2 separate regions of the Homo sapiens genome follow, and region 1 is linked to region 2. A link is a contact called in ENCODE Hi-C or POLR2A ChIA-PET data. All regions are on one chromosome and are shown on one strand. The core of a region is the stretch at or near the end of the contact, and the rest is flanking DNA. Distances in the headings are between cores, read along the strand shown.

Region 1 (6,328 bases), core at 3,720-6,219, 180 kb before region 2:
CCCAGGCTGGGTGGAGGGCAGTGGTGCAATCATAGCTCACTACAGCCTTGAACTCCTGGGCTCAACCATCCTCCCACTTCAGCTTCCTGAGTAGCTAAGACTACAAGCACACCATCACACCTGGCTAATTTATAAAAATTTGTTTAGAGATGGTGTCTGGATATGTTGCCCAGGCTTGTCTCGAACTCCTGGCCTCAAGTGATCCTGTCACCTCAGCCTCCCGAGTAGCTGTGATTCCAGGTGCGGTACCACCTCCCTTTTAAGGCCACCTCCTGTGACTCACATAACACATCCATTTGCATCCTATGGCTACAACTTGGTCACATGACCACAACTGCAAGGAAGGCTGGGAGATGAAGCTTTTTATCTGTGTTCTGTGGATATAGGTTATAGATATATAGGTATTTGGAGGCAGTGAACAATTCCTGTGTGTTGGTTTGCTAGGACCACTGTAACAAAGTACCGTAGACTGGGTGACTCGAACAACAGAAGTTTCTGCCTTCTAGAAGTCTGAGACCAAGGTTTTGGTGTCAGCAGGGTTAGTTTCTTCTCACGCCTCTCTCTTTGGCTTGTAGATGCCTTCCTTCATATGTCCCTGTGTGCATCTCTGTGTCCTAATTTCCTCTTCTCATAAGGACACCAATCATACTGCATTACAGCCCACCCTAATGACCTCATTTTAACTTAATCACCTCTTTAAGAACCAAGTACAGTCACATTCTGAGGTACTGGGAGTTAGGACTTCAACATACAAGTTTGGTTGCGGGGGATGGGGGGTGGGCGGCACGATTTAGCCGATAAAACCCTGCCACATTACTGATTTCCACAAATCACCACGAGATCAAGTCAGCTGTCTATTCTTATTCCACTGGAACAAGCCACAAACCCATACAATTTGGAGGCCATTGCAGTGGTCAAAACACAAGGCCAGGCATGGTGGCCCACACCTGTAATCCCAGCACTTTGGGAGGCCGAGGCAGGCGGATCACCTGAGGTTAGGAGTTTGAGACCAGCCTGGCCAACATGGTGAAACCCCATCTCTACTAAAAATATAAAAATTCGCCGAGCATGGTGGTGGGTGCCTGTAATCCTAGCTACTGGGGAGGCTGAGGCAGGAGAATCACTTGAACCTGGGAGGTGGAAGTTGCAGTGAGCCAAGATCACACCACTGTACGCCAGCCTGGGCAACAGAGCGAGACTCTATCTCAAAACAAAACAAACACCTACAAAGACAAGGAACATAAAAGAGTAAAAGATGGGTAAATATAGAAGTGAATAGAGGCTGGGGACTATGGAGAAGTGGCCGGTGTGTGCCCCATTTCAAGGGAGTGACTGCTACCCATCTCCAGCTAATTGCTGCCTTATGGAAATGCGATCTCTGTGTTACAGCTCTTCCAACTTTGTAAAAAAGAGATGCCAAACGTTTTATTTGACATTCCAAATTTTATATGTTGGCAACTGGTTCATTTTCTTTTAAACACTTTCCAGGCCAAATATAACACATCCCAGGGATGGATTTGGGTCATAGGCCACCAGCTGGGGTCTCCAGTTCAAGTTGGATCCTGGAATTCATTGTACAAATACTTACTGAGCACTTCTAAGACTGAGGGCCCTCTCCAGGATCCAGAGGACACAGTGCTACAGAAGAACATGTTTATTTACTTACGAGACAGACATAAGTGATCATCATCTATATATAAATATATGTAATTGCAGACAGATGAGAGCTAGGAATGAAATGATTGCGATGAGAGACAAAAACAGGGAACTTGGTTAGATTTGTGGTGATGGAAGGATGATTAGGAGAAGGAAAAATGTGCTAAAAACAAGCCAGCATGTGCAAAGGCCCTGAGGTGCTAGGGAATGTGGTGGTTTTCATATTAAAGGAAATGAGGCCAGGCACGGTGGCTCATGCCTGTAACCCCAGCACTTTGGGAGGCTGAGGTGGGTGGATCACTTGAGGTCAGGAGTTCGAGACCAGCCTGGCCAACATGGTGAAACCCCATCTCTACTAAAAACACAAAAATTAGCCAGGCGTGGTGGTGCACACCTGCAGTCCCTGCTACTCGGGAGGCTAGGGCAGGAGAATCACTTGAACCCAGGAGGCGGAGGTTGCGGTGAGCCGAGATCGCACCACTGCACTCCAGCCTGGGTGACAGTGAGACACTGTCTGAATAAAATAAAATAAAGGAAATGAAAGGTGGGCAGTAGGGATGGGACAGGGAGGGAGGGGGAACTAGGCCAAACCATGTAAGACCTAATAGGCCTTGGTGAGGAATTTGATCTTTATCCTCCCCTTCTCCCCCCAACAAGCTACATGCAGGTGATGTCCAGGAGGACTTCCATCCTGGAGAGATTCAGGAGGCAGAAGAAAGGAGACTTAGGGACTTGTTAGCCTTCAACTACAGAGGGCGGGTGATGAGAAGAGGAGCAGAGAATATGGTAATGAGAGGGGTGAAGAGGGGCCAGGGAAGGGCAGATACCATGACAGTACGTCCTGTGAGCTAGGGCCAGCCTAGCCCTAGCCAGGCTAGATCAGAATGCAGGACCAAGGACCAAGCCCTGGGGGAAGGGCTTTACTACACAGGCCGTCCTCCCCTCCACTCTCCAGGATCCTTTGAGGTTGCCTTCCCTGATGCTGCGGAGAAAATGAAGAAGGTCATTACACAGCTTAAAGAAGGTAAAATACACTCCATCTCTCCTTCCCCAGACACACACACACACAATTAGAAAACCCCACTTTTGGCCGGGGATGGTGGCTCACGCCTGTAATCCCAGCACTTTGGAAGGCTGAGGCGGGCAGATCACTTGAGATCAGGAGTTCAAAAGCAGTCTGACCAACATGGTGATACCCATATCTACTAAAGATACTAAAATTAGCTGGGCGTGGTAACGCATGCTTGTAATCTCATCTACTCAGGAGGCTGAGGCAGGAAAATTGCTTGAACCCTGGAGGCGGGGTTGCAGTGACCCGAGATCGGCACTCCAGCCTGGGTGACAGAGCAAGACTCCATCTCAAAACGAAACCCACTCCTGAGACCCCCCATCCACTCCCCGTACAATCCCCTGGCCCCATCTCTGAGCCTCAGACCTTGAGGGACGACTATTTCCCCGCGTGGACCATTTTTGATCTGGCCCCGCCCCTTCGATGAAAGGTTTCGTCTCCAACTGAGCCCCTTTCCGGGACTACTACTAACCTGGCCACGCCTCTTCTCTAACTGGGCCACCACCTTAGCCTTGGTCTCCTGCAAGGATCGCCCAGGATCTAGCCCCGCCTCCTCGGTGGAATACACCTGGATTGCCCATCCCCATCAGGGCCTACAGAAAACCAGTGTGTTTCCCTCTAAACCCCAAGTAGAAGGCTGGCAGCAGTCCTGGGCCTGACCTCCTAGTGGAATGCTCAGGCTTGGCCCCGGCCCCAGGTGGAACCCAGCCGGCTTGACCCCGCCCCCAGGTTATGACGAAAGCTTGGCCCCGCCCCCTCGGAGCAATGCTTCGGGCCTTGTAACATTAGCTAGGGGAGCATCGGGCAAGGGTTCTTCCCATGACTGTAAGGTAGTGATGTTTCCTCTTCCTCCACAGCCCAGGCTTGCATCCCTCCCTGCGGTAAGGACTTCATCTAAAACTTGGAAATTGCGGGGTAAGGGAGGCGGTCGGGGACGAAACGTACGACATCAAGTGTGGGAAAGCGGGTGGGCTTCACATCCTTAGGAAGCCAATAAGATCCCTGGAGAAAAGGAAGAAAACCAAGTATTGCTCTAAATCCTCAGAAGGTGTGTGTGAGAGCCGAAGCAAACCAATAGGAATCCTAGAGGGCGGAGAGGAGTGAGAGTCGGCCAAAGACAGCAGGGAGGGCGGGGTCAAGATGCCACCTGGCCGATGGACCCCGGGAAGCTGCATGGATCTCAAATGGGCCAAGGGCCCCGGGCTTGGAAGGGCAGGTGGCGCCTAGACCCAGCGTTCCCGCTCCACAGGTCTCCAGGAGTTCGCCCGGCGTTTCCTCTGCAGCGGGTGCTACTCTAGGGTCTGCGACCTCCCGCTGGACTGCCCAGGTGAGGGGGCGGGGCCTCGGGGTGCAGGAGGCCAACCTGAGAAAAGGGACCAGAGCACCGAGGGGCATAAGCTGGTGGCGAGGCCAGACGTGGTCGGGGCCCAGCGAGTGAACCCTGCTCCGTCTTCAGTTCAGGATGTGACAGTGACTCGGGGCGACCAGGCTATGTTTTCTTGCATCGTAAACTTCCAGCTGCCAAAGGAGGAGATCACCTATTCCTGGAAGTTCGCAGGAGGAGGTGTGAGTCGGGGCGGGGCCGGCGCGAAGAGTTTAGACGGGCGAGTTAGCCTTCACTAGAGGTTGGGGAGTCAGCTTGCGGGGACGGGACTCCGGGAATCTCCGTCTAGACACAAGCATCAGCAAGAGGAGGGTCGCGGGATTTAGGGGAGAGCTCGAAGATCAGAATGCAGGACCAAGGACCTGGGGCGATGGCTCACGCCTGTAATCCCAGCGCTTTTGGAGACCAAGGCGGGAGGATGGCTTGAGCCCAGGAGTTTGAGACCGGCCTCGGCAACAAATTAAGACCCCTCCTCTGCCAAAAAATTTTAAAAACAGCCGGGGCGTGGTGGTGCACGCCTATAGTCCCAGCCACTGGGGAGGCTGAGCGGGAAGACTGCTTAAGTCCAGGAGTTTGAGGCTGCAGTGAGCTATGATCGCGCCACTGCACTGCAGCCTGGGCGCCAGAACGAGACCCTGTCTGGAAGAAAAAAAAAATACATAAATAAAAGCAGTTTCTAGGGGTAGGTTATGCGTAAGGGTTTAAGGAGTGAGGGGAAGGGGTGCGTTTAGGGCAGGGGAGCGAGAAGGCTCGGGGGCGGGCTCAAGGCTCAGGGCCAGGACTCCAGGGGGCGTGGTCTGGCTCGGGGGGCGGGGCTTGTAGGTTACTCAGTGGCAAGCCGGAGTTGAGGCGTTTAAACCCGCGTGTCCCGCAGCTCCGGACTCAGGACTTGTCCTATTTCCGAGATATGCCGCGGGCCGAAGGATACCTGGCGCGGATCCGGCCGGCTCAGCTCACGCACCGCGGGACGTTCTCCTGCGTGATCAAGCAAGACCAGCGCCCCCTGGCCCGGCTCTACTTCTTTCTTAACGGTGGGGCGGGGCGCGGCCGCGTGAGTGAGCGGGGTCGGGAGAGGGGTGGGGCTCGTGCCTGGCTGACGTGCGCGCCCCCGCAGTGACGGGCCCGCCCCCGCGGGCGGAGACAGAGTTGCAGGCCTCGTTCCGGGAAGTGCTGCGCTGGGCGCCGCGGGATGCCGAGCTGATCGAGCCCTGGAGGCCCAGCCTGGGCGAGCTGCTGGCCAGGCCCGAGGCTCTGACGCCCAGCAATCTGTTCCTGCTTGCAGTCCTCGGGGCCCTCGCATCAGCGAGTGCGACAGTGTTGGCGTGGTGAGTTCTGGGGACTCCGGAGCCCCAGCATCTAGCTCCCCGCTGTCTCAGATCCCACCGAGAAGTCTGGGTTCCCAGCAACCTCCAACCCAGGAGGTCAGGCTTTCAGTTCCTCCTCTCTCAGACCCACGAGTCCAGGTCCCAGCCCCTCTTTACTAGCCCAGGAATCCAAGTCCCCAGCCCCCTCCTCCCTTAGATCTAAGAGTCCAGGCCCCCAGCCCCTCCTCCCTCAGACCCAGGAGTCCAGGTCCGCAGCCCCTCCTCCCTCAGACCCAGGATTCCAGGCCCCAAACCCCTACTCCTTCAGACCCAGGAGTCCAAGTCCCCAGTCCCCTCCTCCCGCAGATCCAAGAGTCCAAGCCCCCGGACCCCCTCCTCCCTCAGACCCAGGAGTCCAGGCCCCCAGCCCCTCCTCCCTCAGATCCAAGAGTCCAGACCCCCAAGTTTCTCTTCCTTCAGACCCAAAAGCCCAGGCCCCCTGCCCCCTCCTCCCTCAGAACCAGGAGTCCGGGCCCTGTACACCTTTTTGACCCTGGTGTCCAGGCTCCGGGACCTAAGTTTCTAGTCACCAACCCCTCCTGTAACACACATACCTCTTTGTTTCCCCAGGATGTTCTTTCGATGGTACTGCAGTGGCAACTAACAAAGGTATCTTTCCTCCTTCCCTATCCTATTTCCATCCTGAAAATAAAGAATATATTTCAACTCTAGATTGTTTCATCTCCGAAGGTGGTCACTACTAACTCAGGTAGGAGGAGGTGCAGCAAGCCCACACATGCCCAGATGAATATGGCCCGCATAATGACAGTGATAGGCATAGCTATCCCAGTGCAAGTTAGGTGGGAACCCAGATACCCCCTCAGGTTACTGGCTGTCTCCTTGACATTTCCATCT
Region 2 (6,897 bases), core at 1,639-4,138:
TCATTCTAACCTTTCAGGGGTTGGGACTATTGTGGGTTAGCTGAATGTTTTTGTAAATAATGTTTTATCAGAACACAGCCACACCCATTTGTTTACACATTCTGTACAGCTACTTTCATTCTATAATTGCAGAACCTAGTAGATGCAGACAAGACCATTTAGCCGGCAGAGACTAAAATATTTGTCATCTGTCTGCACCTTTACAGAAAGTTTGCCAGCAATGGTTAATCTATACCCTTTTAGCTTTTTGTCTGCCTGTTCTCTCAGTTACTGAGAGAAGTATGTTAAGAATTTCCCATTATGATTGGGCATTTGCGGTTTCTCCTTGTGTCTAGCATACTCCATTCCTCTATACTTAACACACTAAGTATATGCTCTATTGACTTTTTTTTGAGATGGAGTTTCATTCTTGTTGCCTAGGCTGGAGTGCAATGGCATGATCCCAGCTCACTGCAACTTCTGTCTCCTGGGTTCAAGTGATTCTCCTGTCTCATCCTCCTGAGTAGCTGGGATTACAGACACCCGCTACCACGCCCTGCTAATTTTTGTATTTAGTAGGGATGGGGTTTCATCATGTTGGCCAGATGTCTCGAACTCCTGATCTCAGGTGATCTATCCGCCTCAGCCTCCCAAAGTGCTGGGATTACAGGCGTGAGCTCTCATGCCCAGCCCTCAATAGAACTTTTATGCACCAAAAGACATGTAGAAAAACGTTCATATCAACAATACTCATAACTCCCATAAGCCATAACAATGTCTCTTGATAGTGGAATGGATAATATGGGGTATAATCATCAATGGAATACTACACAGTAATGAAAAAGAAACGAGCTACTGCTATATGCAGCAACTTAGATGATTTTCACAACAAAAATATTAAGCAAAAGAAGCCAGCCACAAAAGAATGTGTACCTTAGGATTTCATTTATATAAAGATGACAACCAAGCACATCTATGATGTTTTTAAGATAATAATTACCTTTGGAGAGGAGAGAGAAGATGAGGGCTTCTGGGATGCTACATTATTCTATTTTTTTAACCTGGTGATTTTCAAGTATAATCACTTGAAAAAAACTTAAGAGACCAATTTCTCTTATAAATGTATAGGCAAAAAAATTTTTTAACTTTCTACTATGAAAAATTTCAAGCAAAAGAACAGTATACTCAAATTCCACATATTCATCATGTGACTTCAAGAATGACGAACTCACATCTAATTTTGTTTTATCTATACCACCATTCAGTCCCTCTCCAGCAATGGATTATGGATTATTCCGAAGCTAATCCAAGATATCTTTTCATTTTTTGATGCAAAAATATTAAATAAAATTTTAGCAAATAAAATCCAGTCTCATATTAAAAGAACAAACCATTATTGACAAGTATGGTTTATTCCCTCAGGAATACATGAAATTGGGAAATAGAGCAACACAAATCAAAGAAAATTTTAAAGAGAAAAAAATAAATGAAAATAATTGTAATGGTCAAAAGCCCTTAGGAAAGAGAAATAAAAACTTGATAAATCACAGTAATTATTTATTCAGACCATACTACGTACCTAGTACTACACTTTGAACATACTTAAAGAACATTTGCTCACTTAATCTTCATAATGATTCCATGAAAAAGAAACTATGACAGCTTTTTTCCACAAATAAGGAAACTGACTCAGAGATTAACGTACCCAAGTCAGAGGCAGAGGCAGGTACTTCTTACTCCACAGTCCATACACTTGCCACCTGGCTAAAATTATTTGCAGATGACAAAAATGCTCAACTAGAAAAAAGACGTCAATTTATAAGTTATATGTAATGACATGAGTACAATGAAGTGACAGAATAAACATATATATTTTTAACTTCTGTTCTTGTCAACTAAGTAAAATTAGGAACAAAAAAGGAAAGGGGGAGGGGTCTTATGCAAAAAAAAAGTCACGATTTACAACAAAAAGTATTAACTATGTAGAAATAAGCATAACCAGAAATGTCCAAGATACGTATGGAAAAACACTACAGATAGTCAAACAAATAAAAATATTGGGTTAATAGAAATCCATCACATGTTCCTGAAAGTGTTGTATCTAGATCTACATCAATTCTACCCAAATTAAAGCAACCACTTGATGAAACTGCAGCAATTTAAAAAACTCTCAAAGAGCATGTAATATGGGAATACGAAGTTGACAAGATGTTATTAAAGACGAATAAAATTATACCAATACCTAGACACCTGATCCCAACATTAAACATGAAATACACTAAACCAGAGTTATTTTCTGGAGGAGTATTTAAAATGATGGGGATGTTATTACTTGGGTCGCAATGAACCTGAAAACCCATTTTCTACAGAATATACAGCAGCAGGGAAGCAAGGGGACCAGCAGACCCCTTTTTAAGTACGCATGTGATAAGCAATGAACACGAACTGCCCAGAGCAGTCTCCAACACTGACACGATTCGCTTCCCCACCACGACGCCCTAGCGCTACTGTGCAACGAAGACCTCCCAAGCACTGGTTCCAATGCGGAGACCATGGGCTCCCAGACTCTGGGAACTCCAACACGACTGCGAAACGAACTCCGAGCGAGGACTCCCCGAGAGCTCCCCGCAACACGGACCTCACGCGCTAGCGAACAACAGAAAAAAAAAAGCGCGCTCTCCCTGCCCCTGAAACATTCCCAGAAGCCCACGCAGACCAGACCGATGACCTGTCTCCACTGCTGGAGGCGAGTCAGGGACCCGAAGTCTCTAAACACTCGCCTCTACCCGCCGCCCCGCGAACCCCACACACTGCAGACGCGACACTCGCAAGTTTCGGGGATGGCGGCCGGCGAGGGCCATACTGCGTCTTTCCGGAGACACGGAATACGGCACCAGCCGTCCCTTTATGATGCAATATGTCTGCGCCCAGGGGACGCTTGCTGGGAGCAGCCATTTTCAACCCTACTGCCGTAGAGCAGGCGGAGTCCCTCTTTTCGCGCCTTAAGACAGGTAGGTTCTGACGATGAAAAGCAATTGAAAACGACCCATTTCACCCTTTTTCCAGTCCACGTGAACTGCTAGATCTTGGCTTTGCAACATTAGCCAGGGGCGCTACATAAACTGCTTAGTTTCTCAAAGGCTCAAGCCTGCCCTGATCTGTCTACAGGATGGGTAGAGATGGTCACAGACATTTAGGCACTTTGATCCTAAGAAGAATGGAAAGAAACCATGTGGCGCGGCAGTCTTACAGGAATTTCAAGAGGGAGGGACCTGAGCAACAATCGGAGGGGTTATTACTCCTGAGGATGCATCTGGCTGGAGAAAGCAGCCTTTGAGAACTGCCTAAGAAGTATCTTTACATCTACATCAGATGTAGCCTCAGAGGAAGGAGTCAGTCATAGAATGGATAAAACAACCGCGTGTTAAAGCTTTGGTTATAATTGGTGTGGAGAATGGAGAACACAGTTGATCAGCAGTTGACAAAGTGGGGAACCAACACGAAAACAGGGCTCTCTCACCCTGGAAAAGCCAAAGGCAGAACAAGCCTTTACATCCAGGAAGGTGGGAGCAACTTGAAATCAAAACTCTGAAGGGGAGATGATTCTGTTCAATACTGAAACTCAGCTGATCAATTAACTGATGAATTCTAGCACCAAACCTGCTCCCTATAATTTTATAACCAGCCTCAGAGAACCTTTAAAGGGATTGATCATTCACTCATTTATCCAGCGAATGTTTATAAAATGCCTAATGTGTCAAACACTGTTGTGCGTGCTGGGAATACAACAGTTGGAAATTCAGGCACAAAGACTCTCATTCATGGAGATTACATTCTACTGGCAATTTCAGTGTGTGAGCTAAATTGAGTGGTGCTAACTGTTGACTTGGCTGGTTGACTGAAACTTGGACTCAAAATTTGCCTACACTAAATGAAGTTTAAATGCCAGAAATTTCCTCATATATTATAAAGTACCCAAAGATAAATGGAGTTTGGAATGCTAGAATGAATTTATCATGTAAAATCAAGATTACCCATACCTCAAATATGTATTCCAGTAGCATCTAGAAGACAATCTCTTCACTGACACTGATCTGGTCACAGGAAATAGAGATATACTACTGTAAGATTATTTTATTATACAGTAAGTGATATAATGTCCTTGAAGTTAGAATGATAAGTTCATGATTTTCTTTCAGTCAGTTCAGGCTACTAGAAAAAATACACCATAGACTGACTGACTGCCTTAACAAACATTCATTTCTCACGTTCCAGAGGCTGAGGAGTCTCTAGAACTGGACTCTAAAACACAATCAAGGTGTTGGCAGGTCTAGTGTCCAGTGAGAGTCCATTTCCTGGTTTATGCATGGTCATCTCATTCTGTCTTCACATGGCAAAGAGCAGAGAAAGAGAAAACAAACTCTCTTCTGTGTTGTCTCATAAGACACATAATCTCATCATGAGGGTTCCACTTTCAAGATGTAATTACCTTCCAAAGGTCACACTTCCTAATGCCATCCCTTAGGGATTAGGACTTCAACATGTAAATTTGGAGAGGACATAAATATGCAATCCCTCACAATGATGTATGCTATAAAATCTCAAGGAATCAAATGACAAGGATTTACAGTTAATAAGCCAACAAAGGAGACAATATGTAATATAAACACACTCAGCTACTCTAAGGGAAAGCAGAAAAAGAAGAAAAGGAGAACAAAGAAGACATAGAATAAACAACAAATAGTAAGTTAGTAATTTAAACCTAAAAACATCAATACATTGAACGTAAATGATCTAAATACCCCAGTAAAAAGACAGAGATTGTTAACTGGATAAAAAAGGAAGGCCCAACTGTATGTTGCCCACTAAACACCCACTTTAAATATGAAAGCATAAATAGGTTAAAAGTAAAACCATGATAAATAAAGATATGAAAGATATAACAGGGAAAAACCCATGTCAAATTATTAGAGGTTAAAAATTACAATTTCTGAGAGAAAACATACTTTGGATGGGATTAATGACAGATTAAACACTGTGGAAAAAAGATTAGTGAACTGAAAGACATAGCTATGAGAACTATAAAAAATGAAATAATGAAGGGTAAAATAATAAAAAGCATGAACATCATTTTCATGTACATATGTGTATACACAAAAAGATTTGTGAACTTGAACAAGGCAAGAGATACAATCTAAACTACAAAGAGAACAAAAGCTAACCCCTACCTTGGCCCCCGGAGTAAGAGATATCATTCTGAGGAACACCAAGTGGAAGCCTCTAAAACTGCCCCCCTCCCCAGCCAAACTCTATGATCAAGATAGTAAATGAAAAACAATATTGTGGGAGGGGTAGTGAGGTTTATAAGATATAAAAAAGTAAAATATATTTCATATCTTGTAAACCCTACTATACATATTAGTGCAGGGAGCCAAAGGCCCATGGGACATGACAAACTCAGCATTCCGCTGGAGGCTATATGATCAAACAGCAAACTGTTTATCATGAATGCAGGATGTGGGCAAACTCACACTGCCCTGCCACCATTGCCACAGTTACCATATTAACAGGGCTTTTCCCCTGCACATGTTCACTAGGACTTAAGCTGTGACTTGCTGTGGAAGGATTTTCCACCTTCACTGAATCCCCCCGTTTCTCCCTTGAGTGTATTCTCTTATGTTTAACAAGGCAAGACATATAGAAGTAAGCTTTCTCACACTCATCACAGCCATAGGGTCTCTCTCCCGTGTGAGTTCTGTGATGTACAATGAGCATTGTCTTTGTAAGGAAGGCTTTCCCACAGTCACTGCATTTATAGGGTTTCTCTCCTGAGTGAATTTTCTGATGTCTAATGAGTCCTGACTTCTGTGAACAGGGTTGCCCACATTCAGGACATACAAAGGGAGTCTTTCCTGTATGATATCTCTGATGTGCTACAAGGCAAGACTTCTGGCTGAAGGCCTTGCCACAGTCAATGCATCCATAAGGTTTCTCTCCAGTGTGAGTTCGTTGATGTATGTTGAGATTGCCCTTCTGAATGAAGCCTTTTCCACATTCACTGCATGTATGAGGCTTCTCTCCTGTATGAGTTCGCTGATGTACAACGAGTAGTGATTTTCTGGAGAAAGCTCTCCCACATTCGCTGCATTGATGGGGCTTAATTCCCGTGTGAATCCTTTGATGTTCAGTAAGCTCAGATTTCCTGGGGAAGGCTTTCCCACATTCACTGCACCCGTATGGTTTCTCTCCTTTGTGAGCTCTCTCGTGTTCAGTGAGCCTGTACCTCTTGTAGAAGGCTTTCCCACACAAGCTACACCCGTGGGGTTTCTCTCCTCTGTGAGCTCTCTCGTGTTCAGTGAGCCTGTACTTCTTGTAGAAGGCTTTCCCACACAAGCTACACACGTGGGGTTTCTTTCCTGTATGAATTCTCTTATGCTCAGTGAGCTGAGACTTCTTGAGGAAAGCTTTCCCACAGTCAGTGCATTCATGGGCTTTCTCTATGTTGTGTGTTTGCTGATGTTTAAGGAATTGTGACTTGGTGCTGATGGGTTTTCTACTTTCAGGGAATTCAATTTCCGTAGGCATTTGTTCATGATTATCATGGAGAAAAGCTCCATCTCCATTAAACTCAGCAGGCTCCTTTCTGTTGTATCTTCTGCTCTGGTTGGTTAAACCTAAATATGATTTCAAAGTTCTTCCGTGTTCATAGCGTTGTCCCGTCCTCTTCAGTATTTTTTGGTTTTGCAAGGGCTGCTGCAGATGATCATCAGCTTTCTCAATTTCTAAGAGAGAGAACAATAAATCCTTCCATGATCATCACACGGAATAAAACTGCTTCAAAGATGCCTTGGGGTTGGCTGGCTTTTTACTGGAACCCCTATAATACCAACATGGAAGGAATTCCAAGTATAAGTGTTC

What was found. A loop is a pair of places that touch in the nucleus more often than their neighbours do. ChIA-PET counts read pairs that join two places held with the same protein, here RNA polymerase II (POLR2A). Pooled maps may share reads with other maps.
Region 1: a loop to region 2 is called in a map with no recorded cell type, with 3 times the contacts of the local background. The contact joins the enhancer-like site here to the promoter of ZNF649-AS1 in region 2. A Hi-C loop is called at or near these places in 1 of 37 single-sample maps with no recorded cell type and 4 of 50 pooled maps. POLR2A ChIA-PET finds 5 or more read pairs at or near these places in 1 of 52 experiments (RWPE1).

What each region holds. Positions count from the first base shown.
Region 1 is chr19:51,699,047-51,705,374 of GRCh38, forward strand. It overlaps SPACA6 (sperm acrosome associated 6), which reads left to right. Exons shown (of 9, transcript NM_001316972.2): 3 at 2,612-2,680; 4 at 3,583-3,606; 5 at 3,975-4,052; 6 at 4,182-4,291; 7 at 4,984-5,140; 8 at 5,224-5,434; 9 at 6,044-6,144. The coding sequence ends at 6,077. Among named protein-coding and RNA genes, the nearest start is that of SPACA6-AS1, 8.8 kb to the left of the region's middle. RefSeq lists a silencer at 5,121-5,320. Within about 2 kb of position 4,970, at least 35 of the 41 ENCODE cell types and tissues checked have a DNase peak (open chromatin) inside an H3K27ac peak, as active enhancers do.
Region 2 is chr19:51,885,137-51,892,033 of GRCh38, forward strand. It overlaps ZNF649-AS1 (ZNF649 antisense RNA 1), which reads left to right and starts at 2,889. Exons shown (of 3, transcript NR_110733.1): 1 at 2,889-2,990. It overlaps ZNF577 (zinc finger protein 577), which reads right to left and starts at 2,815. Exons shown (of 6, transcript NM_001370449.1): 1 at 1,685-2,815. It overlaps ZNF649 (zinc finger protein 649), which reads right to left. Exons shown (of 5, transcript NM_023074.4): 5 at 4,099-6,761. The coding sequence ends at 5,482. RefSeq lists an enhancer at 2,088-2,939.